Linked DNA regions of Homo sapiens: region 2 is linked to region 1. The links are chromatin loops, found by intact Hi-C in ENCODE. Cell type or tissue: dorsolateral prefrontal cortex. All regions are shown on one strand. Links, peaks and the distances in the headings refer to the core of each region. The heading gives the core; the rest is flanking DNA.

Evidence for each region. Hi-C counts contacts between places; a loop is a spot of excess contacts. Peaks named below come from ENCODE experiments on the same cell type or tissue, not always from the same donor. Only the 100,000 strongest peaks of a DNase experiment are listed, where the experiment ranks them.
Region 2: it touches region 1 in a loop (2.8-fold over the local background); 6 of 110 quality-filtered maps call a loop at or near these places.

The regions. Positions count from the first base shown.
Region 1 is chr6:127,871,374-127,881,685 of GRCh38, reverse strand. All of the region lies in intron 1 of THEMIS (thymocyte selection associated), which reads left to right. Among named protein-coding and RNA genes, the nearest start is that of THEMIS, 25 kb to the left of the region's middle. In dorsolateral prefrontal cortex, for the core only: no CTCF peak of the experiment used is centred there; a DNase peak (open chromatin) is centred at 1,815; H3K4me3 peaks cover 672 bases.
Region 2 is chr6:127,959,563-127,976,187 of GRCh38, reverse strand. It overlaps PTPRK (protein tyrosine phosphatase receptor type K), which reads left to right. Exons shown (of 30, transcript NM_002844.4): 28 at 2,361-2,524; 29 at 3,031-3,166; 30 at 5,908-7,403. The coding sequence ends at 5,961. Among named protein-coding and RNA genes, the nearest start is that of PTPRK-AS1, 60 kb to the left of the region's middle. In dorsolateral prefrontal cortex, for the core only: no CTCF peak of the experiment used is centred there; no DNase peak of the experiment used is centred there; H3K27ac peaks cover 1,904 bases.

The sequences.
Region 1 (10,312 bases), core at 1-4,000:
GTTGTATTATTTTCAAAAGCTGTAGAGGAAAATAACTGCCAGAAAACTTTTTGTGTTATTTACTTAAGTGAAGATGTGCCAAAATGTGGACATTTTTGTACAATGGAGTATGAGATTTACATTTATAATAGAGTGTTCATACTTAAAGATAACTAAGTTCTTTGTTGTTAAGTACCAATTTTGACTATGCAATACAAAGTTACAAAATGGAGTACTGGCAAATGTTTTTTCCTATAATCCTATAAATATAGATTATGTATGTACTTCCTTCATTTTGTAAGTATAAACAAGTAATGAGCAAGAGATTAAGTAAAATTTTATTTTTTATTATCTGCTAGATTTTCAAATTCTGTGAAATGAAAATTTTGGTTAAAGATATTAATTGGCTAAATTCATTTTTAACAAGTACAAATTATTGGTCAATTATTTAACTTTAAAACATTCACTAAAGAAAAATAAAAAGCAAGACTTACTTTAAGATTAGTAGTTTTATGGTTTTGTATATTATGATACTGGTAGATTTTGTTAGGCACTGCTAAATGACCAGTGAATAAGTGTTGAGATGGGAAAGAAAGTGACTTCAAGTTAGTGTGCAAAAAAAGATGATAAAACTTGGATTTTAGAAATGTCTGCTTTGATGCAATAGTCAAGTTCTTGAATTTAAAAACTTTACATTTTACTTGGAACATCTAATTTGTTTCACACTCAATAAATACTTGGAATCATCGCGTCTTTTAAAACTAAGATTTTAACAAAAGTTGTGAAATGAAATGTCTTTAAATGAAATACTTTTTCACAGGAAATAAAACTTTTTACATGGAAATGGTCAGTCATTACTTAAAAATACTTTTTTGTTGTTATTTTAAAAATAACTTATTAGGACAAGTTTTTTGGGAGGCAATTTTCAGCTACTCTACATAAACAGATTAGCTGTCTGATTTTCTGGTTCTTACAAAAAATAGATAGGACTCAAGAGGTTTTTTGTCTACATTAGAAGGGTTGGTTTTAGTGATTCAGCATTTATGTCAGTTAAGGAAAGAACACCTGCCCCATAAACAATGTGTGAATTCTAACCTTCTAACCACAGACCAAAGTGCTTTTTTTTTTTTTTTTTAATTTGTCTTTTGGCATCAGGAAAAGCTTAAAACATATTCAAAAAAGTTTTTTTTTTTTCCTCAGGACTCCTGAAATCAAATCATGTGAGTTCAGAAATAACTGTTCATTAGCAGAAACCACCCTGATTTTTAAAATGACTAACAGTTGTCCTAACCCATCTATCTAAACACAGCATATATATTTATTCCAGTAATTAAATAAAGATCAGCAGCTATTTGGCTTGCTCAAAGAGTTTATGGAATTTTGAAATAATGGTAATTTGAACTAATCTTAGATGAGATACAGGCTTGCCCTCCATTTTTCCCTCCCTTCCATCCTCCTTTTAACTTTAGACAAATGAGATTGGATAATTTTAATGTACTGTTTGACGCAAATTTACTTTGAGCACCTGTTGTATGCTGTGGTGAAACATGATGCATGGAAAAGGGGAACATATAAAATAAAAGCCCCAGCCATCAAATTTTTCATTCAAAGAAAAGATACATAATATAATTAGAGGATAATAATAGAGATGGCACCTAAAAAGTGGCAGATCAACTGTACATGCATTGCATGCCTAAAAAATGGAGGAAAACGGCATGGCTGTAACCTGCGTGACTGGGCTACACCCGGGGGAGGAGTCTGGGCAGGGTGGGCTTCGCAGCTGGGAGGAAATCAGGTGCCCGAGGTGGGGGCGCATTTCCCGGAGCTGGTAGGGAAAATACCAAACTGTGGAAGTGGCCTAGGCAGCCGGGTTGTAAATAGTTGAAGACCAGCTTGGTTAGGATCCAGTCCAGCAGCTCCAGCTCACGGAAGGCCAGAGGCAGCTTCTCCATCCTTCTTCCCCGACTGCACTAAGTCCTCGTTTTTTTTCTTTCTTTTTCTACACCCTGCCCGCAAATAATTTGCTCATTTTTTAAAAAAGCAATATTCTACATTTCTGGTAAATCTGTTCTTTTTTTTTTTTCAGAGTGACACAGCATTCTAGATCACTGAAACTAATCTCATTTTACAGAGACATTTACACACATTTTTAGAAAATTATTTCAGCCATTATCAATAAAGAGAAGAATAAAACTTTCTTTTCATATTAACAGGAGCAACAATTATCTTTCTTCATGATACTTAAATATAAGGAAACAGATAATCAATGAGTAAATGAATGTCCAAGAATATTCATTTATCCAGCTGACACTCTTTGAGTGGCTACCTAATACCTGTCAGGATGCTGAATTTGGAGCAATAAAGATCACACAATCATCATGGCCCTAACTCTCAAAAAAGTCCAAGCCTCTTGCAGAGTTAGACATAAGAGTTACAAAGGCATTTTAAGATATGCTATTTGTTAACATATGCTCAACAGGTTAGAGGATCATTCCTGGATTGATATTGTTTCTGTCAACAATAATTAGAACACCGAAATTTTCATGTAATATACCTCAGAGAACATTTTCCTCTGTGCATTAGAAATAGCATTCTTTTGAAAAAGATTTTTTTTCCTAAATTGACATCTAGCAAATTACTTCTTATTGTAACAGAGGCTTTACCATTTAAATTAGTATTTTAATCCACAAAGATATAAACAAGAATACAATTTTTAATTTCTGCTGTTAAGAAATTTCTCTTCTTACTAGAAACAATAAGCAATTCATTAAAAACCTGACAGTGGAAATTAACTACTGATAGATGCCATTCATCTGACAAGTGACCTATAGCATTTTATTTTTACTGCTGGGCTTCATGCTAGTTGCTTTTCTAATTCAGATCCCTTTGAAAGACAAAGCAGAATTATTCAAGAAAGCATCATGTTTTTAGAAAACCACAGGCTCACTGCTCAGTAATATTCAGAAATTTCTATTTATTAATTTATTGAGAAGTATTAATCTCATCTTATTTATTAAGAGTCACTAGAAAAAAATTCATGCCAACCTTTCTGGAGAAAATGACTTTTGGTCCCAACTGACCAGAATCCATTTTGTCATTCACCTTAATTTGGTTATTTTTGGTCGATACTCATAGCCTTCAGTTCTTGAAAGTAGATGATAGCTATCAGTCTCTTACCCCATAAACCTGAAGGCCTAGTACAACCAAAAAAAGTCTAACATCAAATTTTGCCAAATGTAAAAAGCATTTTTTTTTTGCAAATAGATATAATAACAGCTATATGGCCACGTGTCAGCTTGATGTAGTCCCAGCTGTCTTTTGAAGCTGTCTGACAGTACCTTGCCTGAAAAGTTCATTAGAGACTTCTGCAACTGTGTTTCAGCAGCAGGATTCAGCTACCCTTCTAGTTAGAATCAGGTAACAAAACTGTTTTGAATCAGCTGCTGAGCTGGAACGGTAGAGCATAGGGCCCATGTTGGGTTCACAAGATTCTTATACCACTTTGCAAGAACAGGAATGCCTATGTTATATTTGCAACTAATGAACACATTTTGAACACCACTGATTTCACCCATGAAGCAGCCTTACTAAAAACCATTATTCTAATTAACAAAGCCTGTATTAATAGGAAACAAAAGCATGTGATATTTGCGGTAGTTGTTTTAAGAGCATGGACCTTTGATTAGTCTTTGCATGTTGTGTAGCCACCCTGGGTTTTATTTCTGATTAGTGTATCTCAAATGAGAACTAGCATTTTCCTGATCCTTTCCCTGTGGTTAAAACTCTTGAACAGATGCATACAGGCATACTTCATTTTTTTTTGTGCTTCACAAGTAAATATTGCTTTTTCTTTTTTAACAAATTGAAGGATTGTGGCACACCTGTATCGAGCAATTCTATTGGCACCATTTTCCACCAATGTGTTCTCCCTTTGTGTCTCTGTGCCACATTTTGGTAATTCTTGCAGTATTTCAAACTTTTTCATTAGTATATTTGTTGTAATCATCTGCAATCAATGATCTTTGATGCTACTATTGTTATTGTTTTGGGGCACCACGAACAGTGAGCATATAAGATGGAAAATTTAATAAATGTTGTGTGTCCAACTGCTCCCTCGACCAGCCATTTCTTCCCCATCTCTTCCTCTCCTTGTGTCTGCCTATTCCCTGAGACACAACAATATCGAAATTAGGCAAATTAATAACCCTATGCTGGCCTCTTAAATGTTCAAGTGAAAGGAAGAGTCATACTCTCTCACTTTCAATCAAAAGCTAGAAATGATTAAGCTTAGTGTGGAAGGAACGTCAAAAGCCAATATAGGCTAAAGGCTAGGCTTCTTGTGCCAAGCAGTTAGTCAAGCTGTTATTGTAAAGGAAAAGTTCTTGAAGGAAATTAAATGTACTACTCCAGTGAATATATGAATGATAAGAAAGAAAAACAGCCTTATTGCTGATAAGAAAGTTTTAGTGGTGTGAATAGAAGATCACATCAGCCACAACATTCTCTTAGCCAAATCCTAATTCAGATCAAGGCCGTCAACATCAAGGCAGGACCCTCTACCAGCAAAAAGATTATGACTCTCTGAAGACTCAGAGGATTGTTAGCAGTTTTTAGCAACACATTGGTTTTAAATTAAGGTATATACATTATTTTTTAGACATAATTCTATTGGATACTTAATAGACTACAGTATACTGTAAATATAATTTTTATATGCACTGAGAAACCAAAAAATTTGTGTGACTTGCCTTATTGTAATATTCATTTATTGCAGTGGTCTAGAACCAAATCTGCAATATCTCTGAGATATGCCTAGATGTATTTCATTATCTAGCTGAAGTATTTTAAGTAAATTATAAGGGTATTATAATAATCTTAAAAATTTATTTCCACGTATGTCCAAGATGCTCTATTGTCACTCTGAGTGGAGGCAGATCTAGCCATAGTTAATTGCTTTCGTTTAGTTTTGTTTTCACACTATATCTTTAACTAACTCTTAAATCCATATGCTATTCTAAGTTGATTTATGTTGTCTCCTGACTTTCCTTTACCTGCTTAATATGCTACAATATTTGCAAACCTAACCAAACTTTGCAATTTACTAAGGAACTTTAAAATACTGCATATTTGTGGGTTTCACCATGGAGAATCTGGTTGAGAATTTTGGAAGATAACCCAAGAATCTGTATTTTAAAACTTTCCCCATTCTAAGACAGTCTGTATGCAAACAATTGTTGAAAAGGAATTAGACAGGACCATCTCTGTTTAAGGATGACCATTTGATGTAAGAAACAATATATCAAGAACTGAACTCTTTGCTTCCTTCCCTATTTTTCTGCATCAATGAATCTTAGTGCCCTATCATTCTCCTAATACCCCAGCACCTCAATCTGGAAGTCAGTTCGATCTTATTTTTTTCACTTGAAATTCACTAGTGCCAGTGCCTGCTGGTGGATCATTTTGATATTTGCAGCTGTCATCTTATTTAGACGCTTGTGCATGCCTGGTTCACTCTGTAACACATTTCATTGCCTGTAGTGTCTCTTGCCACTCTGTGACAACTGAGGAAAAATTTCTTACAATAACAATGCTATATTGCCTGCATTTCCAATATATTCTTCTTGAGTTTTCTCCAATCACTGAATTTTTATTTTGTAATCAGATCATGTAGGAAAACATTGGATGTCAGATAATCGGTTAACACATTAATTTGTTTAAATCTTAAAAGTGGTATTTTTACTTTCTGGAATGCCCTTTCTATCAATATTAATAACCAGACATCCAGACTGACCTCATTTAGCTATAATCACATGTCAACTATGTAGAGGATTATACTTCGATTTGTTTGTTGCTAACTTCATCGGCATGAGAGGACAATCAAGGTGACACATGACACATAGATGACCAAATTACCAAAGCTCTGAAACAGTCTACCAATGGCAAAACTGCAGCTCTCATTTTTGTTTTTAATCTTTTTATACCACTGTGCTGTTCAATACAGTAGTCACTAGTCCTATGTGGCTCTTTAAGTTTAAATTAAGTAAAAGTAAATGTATGTAAAACTTGAGTTCCTCCGTTACATTAGTTACATTTAAGTGCTCAAGAGCCTCACGTGGCTATTAGCTGCAGTATTGGGCAGCTCAGATTATATTTCCAACATTGCAGAAAGTTTTACTGGATAGTTCCACTGTGGAGTCCCTCTGGAAGTCTCAAGGTGGGAAGAGACTCACATTTCCAATATCAACAAACCTACTCGCCTTTCTCCCTGCTATGTTGACTTCCCTAATGGCTTTCTGCAGTTTGGGGGTTTCTACATTGTGTTGAGGCTTCTTCTACTACTTCACCTTGTATGCACATGCTTCTGTGTTTGACAAAGACTTTCTCTGTCACTGGTGTCAAAAGTTGCACACATACACACATTTATTTAAGTTAAACAAAATAAACTCTTTATTTTGAGATGAATGCAGATTCATATGCAGTTGTAAGAAATAATACAAAGAGATCCCATGTATCTTTTACTCCAGTGGTTCCCAAATTTTTGGGACCAGGGACTGGTTTCGTGAAAGACAATTTTTCCATTGATTGCAGGGGCAGAGGTTTTGGGGATGTTTCAAGTACACACTACATTTATCATCAGATTATTAGATTCTTATAAGGAGCACACAACCTAGATCCCCTGCATGCATGCACAGTTCACAATAGGGTTTCTGCTCCTAGGAGAATCTAATGCCCGCTGATCTGATGAAAGGTGAAGCTCAGCTTTGCTGGCTGTTCAGCTGCTCACCTCCTGCTGTGCGGCCAGCACCAGTCTGTGGCCCAGGGGTTGCAGACCCCTGCTTTACTCAACTTCCCTCAATGATAAGGTCTTACAAAACTGTAATACAATATTACAACCAGGATATTGACATTGTTACAGTCAAGAGACAAAATATTTATATCATCACATCACCCATGTTGCTTTTTTATAGCCATACCTTCTTCTTAACTCCTTTCAAATTTAAGTTCAGAATCCATTTTGAGTCAATATTTGTGTGTGTATAATGTGAAGTTTAGTACACTTGACTCTTGAACAAATGGTTTGAATTTTGTGGGTCCACTTATATGCAGATTTTTAAAAATAAATATATTGGAGATTTTTTTGGAGATTTGAAACAATTTGAAAAAACTCACAACGTAGCCTAGAAATATTTAAGATAAAAACTAAGAAAATTAGGTATGTCATGAATCCATACAATATATGTAGCTACTAATCTATTTTATCGTATACTACCATAAAATATACACAAATCTATTATAAAAAGTTAACATTTTTCAAAACTTGCACATGCCTTTACAGACTGTTTATGGTGCTAGTCACAGTTGAGAGAAAGGTAAACACATGTAACAGATGCAGTGTTAAATCACAACTACATAAAATTAACTATAGTAATATTGTTCTACCATAATAATTTTGTAGCCCTGTTCTGTTGCTATTGTGATGAGCTCAAGTGTTGGAAGCATCCAATTAAAACACCCTGTTACACTAATCATCTCCTTTTGAGTACTCATCCTCTCCTACAAATTGTGAATTGCAGTAAAAAGTGAGCTCATTCTCGTGTACAAACGTTCCATCATAGTGCTATACCGTAAACCTTGAAAACAGCATGAGACCTACAAAGTGCTACTAATGATGCTATTGGTATTCCCAAAAAGTAAACAAAAGTCATAACATTGCAAGAAAAAGTTGAATTCCTTGATATGTACCATAGATTGAGGTCTGCAGCCATGGCTGCCCACCATTTCAGACAGATCTTATAAACAAATGATGTAAACTTATGGTATCAATAAATGCAATACTATGAATGCATTTTCTATTCCTTATGATTTTCTTAGTGACATTTTCTTTTCGCTAGCTTATTTTATTGTAAAAATACGGTATGTAATACACATAACATACAAAATATGTGTTAATTGACTTTATGTTATTGGGAATGCTTCCAGTCAACAGTAGCCTATTAGTAGTTAAGTTTTGGGAAAGACAGATGCTGTAACATGGATTTTTGACTGCACAAGGCCAGTGCCCTTAACCCCTACATTGTTTAAGGGTAACCAGTACTAGGTTAATTATTTTAATTTTATGGATGTCCAATTTTTCCAGTACTTTGTTGTTGTTCTTTAAAAAGCTTGCTTTTGAATTGCTTTTGCAAATTTGTCAAAAATCAGATGGGCTTATTTCTGTGGCGCTGTTTTTGGGGGAGTACATTTTCTTCCTTTAATACGTATATCTATTCCTCTGCCACTAACTATACAGTTCTGATTACTGTAGTTAAATAATATGTCTTGACTTGGGTAGTTGAATTCCTACCTCCTTTGGTCTTCTTTTACGAAATTGTTTTAGCGTGTCTAGTTCCTTTGTCTTTCCATATGCAATTCAGAATGATCTCATCTATACCTACAAAAAATTTACAAAAATGTTGATAAGAATTGCATTGACCTGTATATCAATTTGAGGAAAATTGACATCTTTACGTTGTTGAGACTTTCAATGAATGAAAACAGTATGTCTTTCCATTCCATTTGTTAAGATCATTAATTTCTCACATCAACATCTTTTAGTTTTCAGCATACAAGTTCTGTACATGTTCTATTACACTGATGACTAAGTATTTCATTTTTTGAGCAATCACAAATATTTTATTTTGAATTTCATTATCCACAGGTTCATAGCTAGTTTCAGAAATAAAACTGATTTTTGAATATTATTCTAGTATTCTACAACTTTGGTGAACTCACTTAATAGTTCTAATAGTGTTTTGTTTTGTTTTTTTAGATTCCTTTGGATTTTCTGTGTAGATAATTATGTCATTTGGAAACAGGGACTGTTTTATTTTTTCCTTTCCAAGGTGTATGATTTTTATTTTATTTTCTTGCTTTATTGCACTGGCTAAAATTTCTAGGACTATTTGCATAAGAGTGGTTAGAGTGGATAGCCTGGACTTGTTTCTGATCTTAGGGAGAAAACATTCAGGTTTTGACCACCAAGTATAATTTTATCTGTAAAGTTTTTGTTTTTGTTTTGCTTGTTTGTTTTATAGATTATCCTTACCAATTTAAGCAATTTCTCTGTACTCCTAGTTTTTCTGAGAGTTTTTTGTTTTTTTCTTTTGAGACAGAGTCTCACTCTGTCACCCAGGCTGCAGTGCAGTGGCGCAATCTCGGCTCACTGCAACCTCTGCTTACTGGGTTTCCTGCCTCAGCCTCCTGAGTAACTGGGATTACAGGTGTCTGCCATTGTGCCCGGCTAATTTTTGTCTTTTTAGTAGAGATGGAGTTTCACCATATTGGCCAGGCTGGTCTCAAACTCCTGGCTTCAAGTGATCCACCTGCTTCGGTCTCACAAAGTGCTGGGATTACAGGTGTGAGCCACCACTCCCAGCGTAAGAGTTTGTTTTTTAAATAAATAGGTGTAAAATTTTGTTAAATGATTTTTCTGCATCAACTGAAATGATCATTTGCACCTGCTGCCATACCTTTTTTTAGCCTGTTAATGTAGTAGATTACATTGATTGCTTTGTTGATATTGATCCAGCCTTGTATTCCTGGCATTAACCACACTTGGTCATGGTGTATAATTCTTTTTATATATTGCTAGATTCTATTTGCTAAATTTCTGTGAAGGATTTTTGTCTATATTAATGAATTGGTTTATTTTATTTATTTGTTTATTTTTTTGATGTGTGCTGTCTGTCTGGTTTGGGTATAATGGCAATACTAGCTTCACTAGCTAAATTGGTGAGTATTCCCCCTTCCATGTTCTGAAAGAGATTATCTAGAATTGTTGAAAATATTTCCTTAGAAGTTTGGCAGATTGTTTCCAGTGAAACAATCAGGGCCTGGAGATTTCTTTTTTGGGAGTTTTATAATATGAATTAAATTTCCTTAATAGTTATCGGACTGAACAAGTTATCTATTTCATACTGGATGAGAAGTAGTATATTTTGTTGGTTTTTTCTCTTTTGGAGGAACTGGTTTATTTCAACTAAATTGTCAAATTATGTGGTAAAATTGATTCCCTTATTACATTTTTGATGTCTGAATGTTCTGTAGTGCTATCCTCTTATTGATAATTTGTGTCTTTTCTCATTTTTTCTTTTTCAGAGTTGCTAGTATTTTATCAATTTTATTGATATTTTCAAAGAATCTTCTCTTTGCTTCATTGATTTTCTTTATTTTTTTCTGTTTCTTTTTCCATATTCTTGAATTATGAGCTTAGATTACTGATTTGAGGCTATTGCTCTTTTCTAATATCACCATTCAGTGCTAAAAGTTATCCTCTCAGTACTGCCTTAGCTAT
Region 2 (16,625 bases), core at 7,009-11,008, 87 kb before region 1:
TCATTATTGATTATCCTACCTGCAATTTCATCTTCCTAAACGTCTCAACCTATGGCTCTAAGCAGATCTAAAGGTAGAACCAGTGCTGCTACCACCATGCCTTTTCCCAGCAGCAAAGTAGTAACTGTATCGTCTTTCTCTGACTCCTCATTTGCTTTCCACTACATGACAAATTCAATGTGGGTGGGGAAGATCTTAAAAAAAAAAGTGCTAATAAAGCCCGGGCACAGTGCCTCATGCCTGTAATTCCAGCACTTTGGGAGGCCAAGGCGGGCAGATCATAAGGTCAGGAGTTCAAGACCAGCCTGGCAACGTGGTGAAACCCCATCTCTACTAAAAATACAAAAATTAGCTGGACATGGTGGTGGCATGCCTGTAGTCCCAGCTAGTGGGGAGGCTGAGGCAGCAGAATCATTTGAACCCGGGAGGCAGAAGTTGTAGTGAGCTGAGATCACGCCACTGCACCCCAGGCTGTATAGAGCGAGACTTCGTCCCCCAAAAAAAGATATTAATAAAAACAATTTAGATTATGTAACCAAATAACAAGCAGAATTGGAAAAGAAAACATTAGTAACTTTCATGAAATTAAGCTCTTTTTAGAGAGAAACATTACTCTGTTTTTTAAAGCACCAGCTCTGTGGGTATGTATTTTAAGTGTGTGATTAGGATTATCATGTTTCAGTGTCTCTCATATCAAAATGACTACGTGTGTGTCTGGTTAATAAGTCTATATGTATATAACTATGAGCAGGGAATGGAATCATATCGACTCCTATTGCTCATTTCAGTGGAGAAAAAAAGGATAACTTCAATCATCTCATAATATTCATGCATATCTTAGATGTTAATTTAAATGGAATCTCATTATGTCTGCACATCTGTTACATTATGGTTCTAGTAATATTTGAGTTGGAAAAAAACAGAACTGCTGAAGACAGTAAGGCTTGTCTGTTAATTGAGCAGTTTATGTGAAAAATATTCTAGGAACAGGAACTGAAATGTTATATTTTTGTCAGCATATTTATTTATTTGTTTGCTTACTTATTGAACTGCCTCTGTATTTGGTATTCTGGTCCTTATTAGTACATGATTTTTTTTCTGTTCTCACTCTCATCATTTAATATATTTAATATATTTAACTGCATCAAACATTTAACATGTACCAACAAGTTTGTAGAGTACTAAGTAGGGCTTGTAATCTACCAAAAGATGCATGGGCTCTTGCCAATCTGATATGATTTACTCATATATTACATATTCTTCCTGATATTTTTATTTCAAGGTTTAAGGTTTTGATTCATTCTTTCAACACTACTACTTTTGGGGAAGTATTATGCAAAGTTCTACTGATACAGAGTGTAGGAAAAAAAGATTTCCGTGTACTTAAGGAATCTTTATTTTTTTCAGGAAGAAAAGCATTACATGAAAATTGTATAATCCTTTTTGTATAAAAGTGATGCATTTTACAGTGAAAGAGTAAAGAATATAGAGTGTTTAACTGGGTGATCTGACATAACTGTGTGATCAGAGATGACCTCTTTGCGATAGTAGTATTTAAGCCAAAATTTAATGAATCAATAGAAATTAGTTGGGGGTTGATGTAACCCACCATCCTGGTTTGCCCAGGGCAGGAGCTTTCCCAAGACACACAGCCTTCAGTGCTAAGACCAGAGAAGTCCCAGGCCAACCTGGGACAAGTTGGTCATTCTATTTGGGATTGAGAAGACCAAGCAAGGAAGAAGTATTCAAGGCAAAGGGTACATACAGTATATGCAAAGTCCCCAAGGCAAGAAGAGACTTGATATATGGATTAAAAGAAGACAAAGAGAAGGTTGAAGAAGGGGGTGGAGCCAGATCACATAAGTTTTTTTAAGCCATGACAACAATTTGGATTTTATGCTAAGATCATTTGAAAATCATTAAAGCAGGAAATGACAAGATTGTATCTGCAGTTCAAAATAATCATGATGCCTATAGTAAGAATGGACTGGAAGGAGATCAAAGTTTATTCAGGGAGATCAGCTAGGAGGTAATTATCAGAACCTGTGACTAGTAGTGTATTGATGTCAGTGGTGATAAAGAGAAGGCAATGAATCTGAAAGTTATTTAGGAAATGTAATCGTAGTAATGAATTACTGGATACATAGTGCGAGGGAGAAACAGGTATAAAGGATGATTGCCATGTTTCCTGCTGTTGTCACTTAGAATGTTTTTTTACTAGCATGTACATATTGAGGATTTATATCAGCTAGACTCAATCCAGTGTAGATGCCATTTGTATTGTAAATTATATGCACCTTTTACTTTTTAGTAAAAATTGTAGTCCCAGCGTATTTACATAAAAACACTTCCCTCTACAGCCACAGGAAGGTTATCTGATGGTGCAACAGTTTCAGTACCTAGGATGGGCTTCTCATCGAGAAGTGCCTGGATCCAAAAGGTCATTCTTGAAACTGATACTTCAGGTGGAAAAGTGGCAGGAGGAATGCGAGGAAGGGGAAGGCCGGACGATTATCCACTGCCTGTGAGTAGGGCAGCTCAGCCTGTCATTCATGGGGCCTTGGTGCTTATTTTCTCATTTTCAATGTTAAAGACTATCTGGCTTGCATCTTATGGACCTCCCATAGATGTTATTTTTAAACAGTCTTCCTGTCTCATGAGTCTATAATTAACTACTAAGTTTATTTTGTATATTTTCTAAATATTGATTATTATATAGCTATATTATTTAAACTCTTTGGAACACTACTCGTAACAACTTCTGATTTACACAGTTTACAAATATATCAGAATCTCAAAGTCTAGATTGCAGCAATCTATGCCTATAGCATTTTCCTGAGTATAAGCTACTGATCTAATTTCATCCTCAAGTTTTCTCCTCTCTGCCTTGTACACATATAAAGCAAAATTAAGACACAAATGGAAAACAATTAAAACTACAATGTCTTATTTTCCCAAACATATATGATGGTGTGACCTGTGGTCACTTGGTGCTGCTATCTAAAATGCCTTTGCTTTCTTTGCTTTCAGAAATGGTGGCGGGCGAAGTGGCATGTTCTGTGCTATAGGCATCGTTGTTGAAATGGTGAAACGGCAAAATGTTGTCGATGTTTTCCATGCAGTAAAGACACTGAGGAACAGCAAGCCAAACATGGTGGAAGCCCCGGTGAGTCACAGAATCTTAGATTTGGAAGGCATCTTAGAGATTAGTTAGTCATATACCTACTTATTGATTTGACTTCATACACACATAGGGAATCAGATGTGAAAATGAGACGTTGTGGGGACTTTCCTGCCTAATTAATACATTGCTGAGCATCCCCCTCTACCCACAGACACTTAATCACGTATTGCATAAACTGCTAATCATGAAACTATTTTCATTTAATTTGGGAAATTTGTAGGATTTTTTTTCTGTTATAGCCAAAAAATATTTGCTGCAGTAAACTTTGGTAAATGGTCCTATAAGAAGAATAAATCCTATATCAAGGCTGTATGTCTAAGGGATATAGGTTTCATCAGTACCTTAGACACCCAGTATTTTTAAAAGGCAATGAAATTTAGTTTTGTCATTATCTATAATTATTCATTCATTTTCTGATCAAATTGTAAATGGTTAAACTATCATGGTTAAGTTTTCAGCTTTTACCAACTGTAGAGGGCAGTTCATATCATGCTACTTGAGCTTGTCAAGGCTCGTAAAGTCAGAACATAGCTTACAAAATAAGAGCTGATAGGTATGTGTGTGTGTGACAGTTCATCTAGGTGAAGCTGTATGCAGAGTAAGAAAGAAAGTTACACTTATCTAACACATTTTACTTCTAACGAGAGATATCTGTGGGTTACACATATGTATGTGCATGGTGGGATCAGGTTGGGAGCAGCTGTGTAGTGTATGCTCACAGAAAAGTAAACCAGAAAAACCAAGGCATCATTGTTGCTTGCCCTACATTTATCAAGATGATCAGATAACTAGAATGAGCAATTCAATAAACCTTTAAAGTATTTCACCACTTCCTGCTCATGGATTGCTCGCACAAGAGTTGCGTTGCTTCCTGAGACAAAATCTGAAGACTTAGGTTTGTACTGTTTCACTTTTACAAGCGGTACCAGACTTCCACCCTTTCTACAGGTGTCCTCAAACTCCCTACACCACCTCATTTCCCTGGGTTGTTGCAGCTGTCTACACAAGATTACATTGGTTTTGATTGGGGTGCTGGCTATGGAGATGAGAAAGGGGGGATGAATCGGAGGGATTTTTGAGGGAGAACTCTCAGATCGTCTTAGCAACTAAATGAATAGTGGTTATGTCTCTAAACTTTGCGATTTGAAGATTTCTTGATGTAAACTCTGCCTCCATTTTTCAGGTCAAGTCTTAAAATCATCAGTGGGATCATTTCTGACTTCAGAATTCAACTTTTACCTTCAAATTTAACTGATTTCCCACCTTTTTTAATTAAAAAAAAAATCTATGGTTAAACTGTGCCATTCTGGGACCTTCCAAAAAGTTACTATTTTCCTTTACATTCATGTCCCGTGAATCCTGAACACCCCACCCTCTGATTTGTGTTTAATCAGTGTTGATGATTAGTTTAGTGAGCTGTGGAGTTGAGCTGAGGAGTTTGGTGAGGAGATTTAGAGTGAAGGCAATATTGCTGGAGACTGCTTAAAGAGACATAACTATTTCTAGGCACATTTTGGTTCCTTGAATGCACTCGCCACAGTGGTAGGTGAATTTGAATCATAACTACTTGGTGAATAGTGTTGGAATGATAAAGACCTCTTAAGGAAAGTTTTATTACCCTAGTTTATTGCTGGAGACACCTCGAACTTCTATTCCAAAATAATATGCATTTTAGACTGTTCTCCAGCCTGAATTTTACCCACTTGAATGAACTGAGTTGGGAATTTTTAAATGAATTGCATATTATAAGTAATAGTTTATGATATGGTCTCTGAATTTTTCTAAATTCTTATTATGGAGCAAGTCCATAGATGGGCTTAGAGGAAAGGCAGTTTTAACTCAAAAATTTTATTGCCAATATGTTGTCTTAAACATATAAAGGCAGCAGAAATACATTTTCAGGTATAAGTAGGCTCAAAATTTAAGGATCACTAACCATTCTTGAAAAATTTGCTTAAATACTCTGATGGACAAAAACAGTGTCAAAAATTAAGAACTTGAAATTGCATAAATGGCTGTTTAAAATGGCTGGCTTTTTTTTTCTCAAGGAAATCATCTGAAATATATGGAGAAAAACATTTGCAGTTTATCACTGTAGCATTATAAAATAGAGAAAAAAATAAAAGCAACTTAATAGTCAAACAATACATATATTTGATTTTTATGTGGTATTAAAAGATGTTAAATAACATGGAAAAAGAATTGTAACAATGTTAAATTTTAAAAGTTACATTTAAAATTATATTTTGAAATATACATAGTTATATTTATTCTAAGATAATTATTTCAACCATGCACAAAAAGAACTGAGGCAAACTAAGGTGATATTTTAACAATTTCTTCTGATGATAGAATTATAGCTCTTTTTCTCATTCTTTATGTTTGTTCAGAATGTGTATATTCTTTATATTTGTACAGAATTGTTCTGTAATGATCAAATATTACTATTATAAACAGATAAAAAATTATAGATATTTAAAAAATTGATAGAAAATATGCGGCAAAGATAAAATGTCTTTTTAAGATAAATTTCCTTTTTCTTAAATGGATCATTAGACTCAAGTATAAAATATGTATGCCTAGATATTAATCTCATATATAGAAAAAATAAATTGTAATCCTTGAGTAATCTAAATTGGTTGTCAAGTTTCATTTGGTAACTGTTATTCAACATTAGTCTCTTTCTTAAGTTTTCTCACTCTTTGTGTTTTGACATCTTTCAGGAGCAATACCGTTTCTGCTATGATGTAGCTTTGGAGTACCTGGAATCATCTTAGTTGGGTGAGACTCTTTAAAGTGCATCCATGAAGAAACCTGTCCATCTATTGAGCCAGCAGCTGTTGTACCTGTTACACTTGTGCAGAAAGATTTTAATGTGGGGGGTGGGAGACTTTTACATTTGAGAGGTAAAAGTATTTTTTTTATGAAGTTGTGTATCTTAATAAAAAGGACTGAATTAGTTTTTATTACTATATTAAAGCATCAACATTTCATGCCACATAAATTATATTTAATAAGAACCAGATTGAAATGAGAACGTATTGGTGTTTGTACAGTGAACATGCCACCTTTTTTCTCATGGTTTCAGTAGAGCAGCTACCACATGTTGCATGAGTTCATACTTTCTACGTGGCATTTTTCTCCCTTTCTAAAATGAAAGCTGATGAATCTTAAAAGGAAGAAGAAAAGAAAAGCTGTGCAAATTCATAGTAAAGTTCGTTTTTTATATGTTTCCAGTGTAGCAGATCTCTATATAAATATATAAATATATATAACTGGCTTATTTTCTTTTAATGTGCAATGATGGCTGGATCATTTAAAGTTCTTTTTAGAAAATAACATAAGCCAAAGACTCAAGTGTAAATATGTCTATATGGAGAAAGCACATTATATTTATTGGTTACTTACATTCCTTTTTTGATGGCTAAAATACTACCACCACACAATCATCTTTTTTTTCCTGAAGAAAGCTTTTTCTTTAGCTAAAATCAATTGTAAACGATTTTTGTAGATTATTTTTTGTATGTTTTAGTGTAAGTAGAAGATAAACTTTTTATTCATAAACCAGGAAGCAATGTTCTTTATAGTGATTCTCTTGTGTACATGCTTGTGAATTAAATTTGTGTAAAATCCCTTGGCAATTGGGTCTTTTAATATAGGACCAAATTAAAACATTTTGCTGAATATGTATAGTTTTTCACAATTTCATTAGGTAAATAATGGTTTGGTGATCATACATGAGAAATGTACACATTAAAAGGCCTTGCTGACAACTTGCACAATGTTGAACATAGCCTTTAAGCATCATTTAAATTTTAAAGGAATGGAGTTTTTCAGCCTGTGGCCCAGCACTGGTCAAGAAAACAAGATGGCAACATATATGCTTTCAGGGTCAAATTTGAGCAAACTGTAAACTGTCAGGGTGATAAAATGTTTCTCTTGATGTTTACATGCACAAGCTTTGCGTTCTGACTATAAAAAGTGTGAACAAATCAATGCCAGATTCCTGTTTTGCGCATTGTCATGGGATTCTTAAGTGAACCTTTCTAAATGTGGTCTTGTTCACATGCTCCACGTAGCTGTAACTTCACATCATCAGCTTGCAGTTTGTAATTGACTAAAGCATTCCAGTGTCCTCTTTCTAGATTGCCAGCTCATGACATGGTGCTTATAAAGATTTAATTAAAGTAAGAATGAAATAAAGTTTTTATAATTATAACAGTTATTGTTTGCACATCATTTTTTCCTCTTAATGTTTATGCATTCACCACTAAATGAGTAGCTTATTCCTATACTCGTTGATACAAGTAGGCCACAAAAACTCTATTTAAAGAGTAAAACTGATTTCCAACCTCTAGTTTCTTTTATTTTTATTTTCTTAATTTAATGCCAAAATGTCCAGTAGGTGGAGATGGAAAAGGCCAGGAGATTGACATCATTTTTTGTTTGTTGGTTTCTATATTTATCCATGTATGTAATACACATTTTCCATTTGTGTTTGTCACTATCCATTTATATAATACACATCTTACTTTTTTCTTATAACCAACATGACAAATGGTACTTATGATCCCTATTTTACAGATGATGAAATGGAAGCTAATGAGAAGGTACATGATTTGTCAACAGATTCATTCCTACTTAGCAGCTATGTCTTTACCACTAAACACATTGTTTCCCAAATGTCACAAAGATAGACAAAAAAATTTAGAATTTCATTTCTATTGTTCCTCATTAATCAATTTTCTCTTAAAGTATTATTATCATAATGGACATCTTCAATCTCCCATTTGCTATGTACTTTATTAGAAAATGCGTGACTTTTTAAAAAATTCAGATAAAGCAAACTTTTCTTAGGAAAGCTGATTTTCATTTAAACATGGAGGCATTTAACAAAAAAAAATCCACAAACTCGCCCAAGATTTTTTTTACCCGGTAATGTTTATTATGTTATCCTATAGAAGATTCTGTTTCACTGTGTGACACTGACTTCATTTCTGCTCATGACTGCACCACACACCAGCAAAGTTATCATGAGCACAACTGTCCACAAAGCTCAGAGGTCTGTGCAGCCTCTGTAATTCAAAGAACAAGAGTTCTCTTTCTTTGTAACAGGAAATTGAAATATCATGCTTGCTTTGTTTGGGCACCACAGAAGCCACTTGATCAGGAGACAATGGAAGAGGGGTTGCCTGTTGCTCTCAAAACTCATATTCAAAAGCTCATATCTTATACCCTTAAGGGCTCCCTAAGTAGTCTTGTGCATGACTATGTTCTCCGACACCCCCAGCCATGTCCCTCTGGGCGGATGTCCTGGTGCTGGCTGGGGGTGGGGTCCTCTTCCACTGGCACAGCTCTACATGCTTTTCATAGTTTAGGGCTTCCTATTCCTAATTTAGTTATTCCTTAAATGGCTGTCATGTCGTTGAATTTTACAGACCCCCTTTCTATAACTATCACTAAGGAGATGTTGGAAGTGTGTGGGCCAGAGACACACCAGCAACTGGGAATTTTTGAGTTTTAAAACCATTCTTGGAAATAAGTGTTATCTCTCTTAGAGTTGTCTCCTAGCCTTTTCTAATACTTAGGCTTTGGAGTCTGTATTAGTCAGGATTCTCTAGAGAGACAGAACTAATAGGATAAATATATAAAGGAGTTTATTAAGTGTTAACTTACATGATCACAAGGTCCCACAATAGGCTGTCTGCAAGCTTGAGGAGGAGGAGAGCCAGTCTGAGTTTCAAAATGGAAGAACTTGGAGTCAGATGTTCAAGGGCAGGAAGCATCCAGCACAGGCGAAAGATGTAGGCAGGGAGATTAGGCCAGTCTTGCCTTTTCACGTTTTTCTGCCTGCTTTATATTTGCTGGCAGCTGATTAGATTGTCCCCACCAGATTAAGGGTGGATCTGCCTTCCCCAGCCCACTGACTCAAATGTTAACCTCTTTTGGCAACACATAGACACACCCAGGATTAATACTTTGTATCCTTCAATCCAATCAAGTTGACACTCAGTATTAACCATCAGTCTTTAGATAAAGGTGTTGCTGTGTTGCAGCCAAATGATCTCTGACATTGAAAGATAAACAAAAGGGGAGATATTTTTTGCCTGGACATGGAGAGGCTGCATGTTTATCTCCACACTGATGTGCTGATGTGCTCATTCAGTATTCATATTACCACAAGAATCTCTTGAGTTCCAGGCATTCATGTCGTAAACTTGGAAGTCAGACACCAAAGGCTGCTCCTTCTCATATCTACTCTCCTTCCAGAAAATGGTGTAAGGCAAGAGGTTCTTAGCACCTGAACTTAATAGATACCAGTAAATACTAAAATGCAGAAGAGCAGGGGCTGATTGTAGCTCAACTGAAAATATGAGGTGGGCAGTCTACTAGCTTTGGAAGACCACCTTTGAGATTTGCCTTTTTTTTTTTTTTTGAGATGGAGTTTCGCTTTTGTCGCCCAGGCTGGAGTGCAATGGTGCGATCTTGGCTCACTGCAACCTCCACCTCCCAGGTTCAGGCGATTCTCCTGCCCCAGCCTCCCAAGTAGCTGGGATTACAGGCACCTGCCACCGCGTCCCACTAATTTTTGTATTTTTAGCAGAGACGGGGGTTTGCCATGTTGGCCAGGCTGGTCTTGAACTCCTGACATCAGGGGATCCACCCGTCTTGGCCTCCCAAAGTGCTGGGATTACAGGTGTGAGCCACCATGCCCAGAGATTTGCCTAACTTTCATAGGGGAGTGACAATTCAGCATTTATATTTAATTTCTGTGCACTTTGGCAAGCATTCTTTTTAATAACAAAATAGCCAGAAATCAATAATCCATCACATACCCTGGGTATAATATGTAATATTTACCTTATAAAATGTTTCCATAGGCAGAGACTCCACATCCTTCCTAGACTTATTTCAGTGTTTTAGTAAACACCCCTACTTAGTGTAGAGTCTATGTGCCATTTCATTCAACACTGAGTGAAGCTAGAAGGCGGCTGGCTGTGCCTCCCTTAATCATTTCTACTTACATATTATTTCATAGCCTCACAGCTTAGGGAGGTTTGGAGTAGAAGAGATACCTGAATTTGTTCACAACTCCAGTCTGTTCAAGCAGTCTGCAGAGTATTCGAGTATTATTATATCTCTCTGAAACTAAAAGGAAAGGCTACTTTAAGTAGCTATAAGTGGCTTTTTGGAATATAAATTGGCCAAAAATCAATGGAAATGTGGTAGATATATATGACACTTCTGAACTTCCAGCTTCCTCCAAAGTGAATTGAAATGCTAGCTAACCTGGAAGATAACGAACAACACAGAGACCCTGTTGTTATCAAATCCGGAAAGACACCAATGGAGAGTTTCTAAATCATTGAAGCAAACGTAGGTCACTATGGAATATCTGAAAGCTCCTTCTTTAATGTTAAGACTATGTTGAAACTAATCAACTACATCGGAATAAATCAGCACTCAATTTTCTGTGTTAGATGTTAAGTATTGTCGATCATTTAATACAATTGGCAAGTCCATCATCATGAGATGTTATCTGTCATAAAATGCCTTCCTTCTCATGTTCTCTGGGCAGATTTGATTAGTCTTTTAGGATATATTAGTCTTGATTCCGTCAGGAATATGTAGCACTTAGGCCATAAGAATCCAACCCTCAGTACTTAGATATAATCTATGCAGTCTATTCAGATATAGAATATGAAGAACAGGAATGTCTAAATTGAGTCACCAATGACTTCTTTTCTTGTTTTTATATTTACTTTATTTTATTTTATTTCTTGAGACAAAGTCTCACTCCATCTCCCAGGCTGGAGTGCAGTGGCGTGATCTCAGCTCACTGCAACCTCTGCCTCCTGAGTTCAAGTGATTCTCCTGCCTCAGCCTCCCGAGTAGCTGGGATTACAGGTGTGCGCCACCACACCTGGCTAATTTTTGTATTTTTAGTAGAGACGGGGTTTCACCTTGTTGGCCAGGCTGGTCTCAAACTCCTGACCTCGTGATCCACCCACCTCGGCCTCCCAAAGTGCTAGGATTATAGGCATGAGCCACCATGCCTGGCCTCTTTTCTTAAATAGAAATTAGAACGTACATGCATTTAGACAATGCTGCATGGTTGGGGAGACAAAATCTAACTGAGAAAGTAGAGAAAAATATGAATGTCATGGCATCCACCTACTATTTGTTGAGAAAAGAGTTGGAAATTCATGCCTGCAAGGCCAGCAGGGACCATGAGTGTGGGAAGTGAGCCATGTATATTTAAGAATGGTCACTCAGGTCATATTATTACAATGAACGTCCTTAGCTTGTGTGTTTCCTAATAGGAATATTTTTCATCTCTACAAGAAAATTCTGCCTCCTAGTTTTATTAAAACACATGTTCCTATTGATTAATCTTGCATTTTCCCACTGTTGATTCAAAAATGGATACTAGATATTCTGCCATATTCAGCTGTACTGTAAGAAACACAAAAAAATGTGAGTGATAATAAATGGTACCTGCTGTTTGACATGGGGACAAAAGGGAGCAATGTGGGGAGGGCTGCCCCCACTGGGACTCGAAAGCACATGCAACACCTGCAGCAGCACTACCTTCCTGCAGCCTTTGCTGCACAGGAATATGGACCCAAGCATGGCCCATTTCCCAAGAGAATGTAGAAATCAAAATGTTTAGATTAATTTAGAAACTTTTCCGAATGTTGGTAACCAATTAAGTTTAGAAATACAGATGAAAACAAACCTCTGGCCCAATTCTGTGCAGAACAAACCAACCCTGTCTGAAGGCTACACTTGCTGTGGTTGTGTAAGAGCTTCAGGCTCCCAGTCTGTGACCTCCATTATGGAATAACTGGTTTTACTGTTTTAACTTTTTTAAATCATTTAAAAGAAATATGAGTTTTAGCTGTCTTAAAATAGCCATCATAACTGTTTTCCATACATGTTCTTTTTTCCTATTTGCCTTGTTTCCTTACATATTTTTCTGTTTTAAAAATACATGTAGATGAATCTTGACTCCTAAGATAAAAACAAAACAACAACAAAAACAAGATCAGCTTCTCTTTCTGCTCCTTTGTACCTGGACTAAATTCAGAAGAGCATGTTTCAGAAAATAATTCACACATTTTACCTAGTAAGCACTCCCCAAAATGATGAGTAGGAGATAATTCTTCTGGAAATAATAATACTGAGAACTCAAAAGGGGAGCAGTTGTTCTGTGAGCCGTGGGACAGCCAGAACGATTTTAGTCACAAGTGCAGAATAGCATCTGTGGAAGCATCGCATTTCCAGATTGTGATGATGCCTGCTGACTTCCATGGCAGGTGTAAAGCAGTGTGGGCTGTTGCCAGCTCACAATGGGAACCTGAACTCTAGTTCTACAAATCTAATTACCTGAAGCACAGTCAGCAGACCAAAATTGATTTCACCTTCATGTTATATTCTTGGAATGATAAAGTATGTATTCATTAATTTGACTTATTTTTCAACGTCAAGTTTTTTATTGCCTGTGATCAAATGTGATCATTGAGGAAAAAGAATCTCATTTTCTCGTAAGAAATTAGAGGATTGATATTTTTCTCATGAAATTATAGAATATTAGAGGGACATTAGAAATTATCTAATCCTATGCCCTTGTTGTTAAGGTTAAGAAATTAAAACCTAGTGAAGTCATATGTCTATCTGAAGAGGGCCATCCCGTAAATAGTTTAAGCTTTGCAGGCTATTGGCTTATGTTACCTTGTTGCCAGGAGACCTTCCCTTGAAGATTTGCTGAAGAAGGTCTTCAAACAGGAAGTAAATGATAGAAGAAGGAATTTTCAAGTATCAGGAAAGGAGAAAGAACAATGGATAGTAGAATTATGGGTACCTACAAAAACATTATTTACATGTATTTGTCTCATAGGTCGTTTTTGATGATTGAAACAAAAAAATTCCAACACCATCTGAAACTCAATAAAATGATAGTTAAAAGTGGGAAAGGAAAGACATCTAAGTAGAAGTAAGATTTTTATACTTCACTCGACATGGTAAAATATTGATACCACTAGATTGTAACACATCACATGTTACAGGATAATCATCAAAGAAACCACTGAGAAAAGTATATGAAAAAATATGCTCAAATGCACTATAAGTGAATCAGGATGGAATCCTAAAACATGTTCACATAACCCAAAGGAAGGTAAGGAAAGAGAAACAGATGAATAAGAACCAGAGAAAATAAACAGAAAACAAATAAATGACAGTTGCTAAACTATCAATAATTACTTTAAAAGTTTTTTTTAAAAAGCCAATAAAACATATAATTTGACAGACTGCATAAAAGCCAACTACAAAGAACATGACCCACCTATATAATATGTATAAGAATATCAGTTCATATTCAATGAAATGGGTAGGTTGAGAGTAAAGGGAAGGAAAATGGTGTATGTATACCATGCAAACAGTGAATTTAAAAAATCATGAGTAGCTATAGTAATATCTGCTAAAGTAGACTCATGCAAAAATAAAATTACTGCAGACATAGAGGGTGATTAACTAATGATAAAAGGATCAATCCACAAGGAAGACATAATAGTGCTAACTATACATACCAAAACACAGAGTCCCCAAATGCGTGAATCAAAAACTGATAGAGATGAAATTAGAGAAATCTACAATTATGGTTGGAAACTTCAAATACCCACTTTCTGCAACTGGTAGAATTACTAGACAGAAAATCCACAAAGATATAGAAATCTACAATACAATCAATCACCAGATCTAATTGATGAAATATAGAATACTCAACAACAGCAGAATACACTTTATTCCAGTTCCTATGGAACATTTACCAAGATAAATTATGTCATGGACCATAACACAAACCTCAACAAAACACATTTAAAATAATTCTGTAGAGTATGGTCTTTGGCCATAAAGATATCAAACTAGAATTAAATAACAGAAAGACAGTAGGAAAGTCTCTAAACACATGGTAATTAAGCTATACTCTACCAAGTATTTCATGAGTCAAGGAAAAAGTTTCAAAGGAAACTTTTTAGAACAGAACTGGAAGAACTGTAAGTATCAAAATTTCTGAGAGACACCTGAAGTAGTCCTGAGCAGGAAATTTATAGCATTAAATGCTTACGTTTGAAGTGATGGAAGCTCTCAAATCAATTACCTAAGAACCTATCTCATGAAAACACAAAAAGAAGAAGGAAAACAAAAGCAAACAGAAGGAAGGAAATAATAAAGATAAGAGCAGAAATCAATGGCAATGAAAATAATAAAACATTAGAGAATATCAATAAAAAAATTCCAAAATATTAATAAAATCGATAAATCTCTAACAAGACAGACAAAAATTAAGAGAAAAAAATAAGTATCAAGATTGAAACAGAACATCATTATAGATACTGCACACATTAAAAAGATAGTTGAGCCAGCAATCCCATTACAGCAACCCCATTATGCCCAAAAGAACATAAATCATTCTGCCAAAAAGACACATGCACTTGTATGTTCATCCTTATGCTATTCACAATAGCAAAGACATGGATTCAACTCAGGGGCCCATCAATGATAGCTTGGATAAAGATAATGTGGTACATACACATGATGGAATACCATGCAGCCACAAAAAAAGGATGAAATTATGTCCTTTGCAGCAAAATGAATGGAGCTTAAGGCCATAATTCTAAGCAAATTAAGGCAGGAACAGAAGACCAAATACCACATGCTCTCACTCATAAATGGGAGCTAGAGTACACATGGACATAAATACAAGAACAATAGACGCTGTGGAGTACTAGAGAATGGGGGGCGGGGCGTTACAAAACTATCAGGTACTATGCTCGCTTTTTGGGTGACAGTATCTGTACTCCAAACTTCAGCACCACAGAATATTCCCATTTAACAAACCTGAACATACACCTACTGTATCTAAAATAGAAGTCGAAATTTAAAAAAAGATAGAGAATACTGCAAAAAAACTTTATATTAAAAAATTGGACAATTTACAAAAAAAAGAGAGCAAATTTCTGAAATACTACTAACTGTTAAAACGCAACTAAGATAAAATTGATATTCTGGAAAATACGGAAAATAAAAGCAACCCAATAAAAGCAGTACCATTAAAGAAACTGAATTTATAATTTAAAAATCTCAAAAAAGAAATATCTGAGCTTAGATTGTTTCATTGGAAATTTCTAATAAACATGTAAAGAATTAGCACTGATTCTACACAATCTTTTCCAAGAAAATAGAAGAGGAGGAAACACTTTTGGACTTCCAAGATCTGGACAGGAAAGCACATAGATTGCAGCTTTGCAGAGGACCCAGCTAAGGCATGCCTAGACTTCCTATCCACAGAAAGTGTGAGATCATATATGTATATTGTTTTTTAAGTCTCTGAGTTTGTGGTAATTCATTACATTGCATGGAAAACTAATACAAGAGGGAGTGAAAGTGGAAAAAATATAATTAATGTATATAAAAATATACACTACAAACAATGAAGAAAATACACATGGCTCCTATAATCCTCATTTCTGTAACGGGGCCATGAGACCATGGTTCGTATTTATGGTTTCCCTTTTATGGGATACAGGCCCATTGCCCCATTGCCCTCAACCAGCACCTGAGAGTGAGATAACCCAAATCTTAATATCTGAAGCATCTAGAACCGCTTTTATTGGGCTGCTTTTATTTCCTGTTAACCATTAGTACTAGACATGAAAATACAGAGACGTTTCTCCAGTTTCCTGTGGCTACTATAACAAGTTACCACTAACTTGGTGGCTTCAAACAATGAAACTTTATCCTCTCACGGTTCTGGAGGCCAGAAATCAGACATCACGGTATTGGCATAGTTGATTCCTTTTTGAAGCTCTTAGGGAAAATCTGTCCCATGCTTCTCTCCAAGACTCTTTGGCTGCCGGTGACCTTTGGCATTCTTTGGATCTTTAACATTCTTGACTTGTAGATGTATCACCCTAATCTATGCCTCCACCTTCTCATGGACTACTCCTCTGCATTTCTCCTCTTCTGATCCATGTCTTCTTCAAAGACACCTGTCATCAGATTTAGGGCTCACCCTGATAATTCAGGATGATCTCATTTCAAGATCCTTACTTTAATTAAAAGTGCAAAAAAGAAAAAACCCTTTTTCCAAATAATATTACATTCACAGGTCTAGAAAGCCACATCTTTTCGGGATTGGGGGTGGGGAGCACCATTCAAGCCACAACAGAGGTGCTCCAGAAAAGCCCTTGAATTCTAAACAGTTATCCTGGCCCCAGCAACCGTGTACTTGACAATTAGTAGCAATCACCCAATCAGTACAAAAACCCGACACCCCTGTCCACTCCCATGTCTATTGGTCTATTGTTTAACTCAAAAGGAGCCTTGAAGCCCAGCCGGCAGAGTCAACTTCCAGCTCAATGAAACCATTACTGGG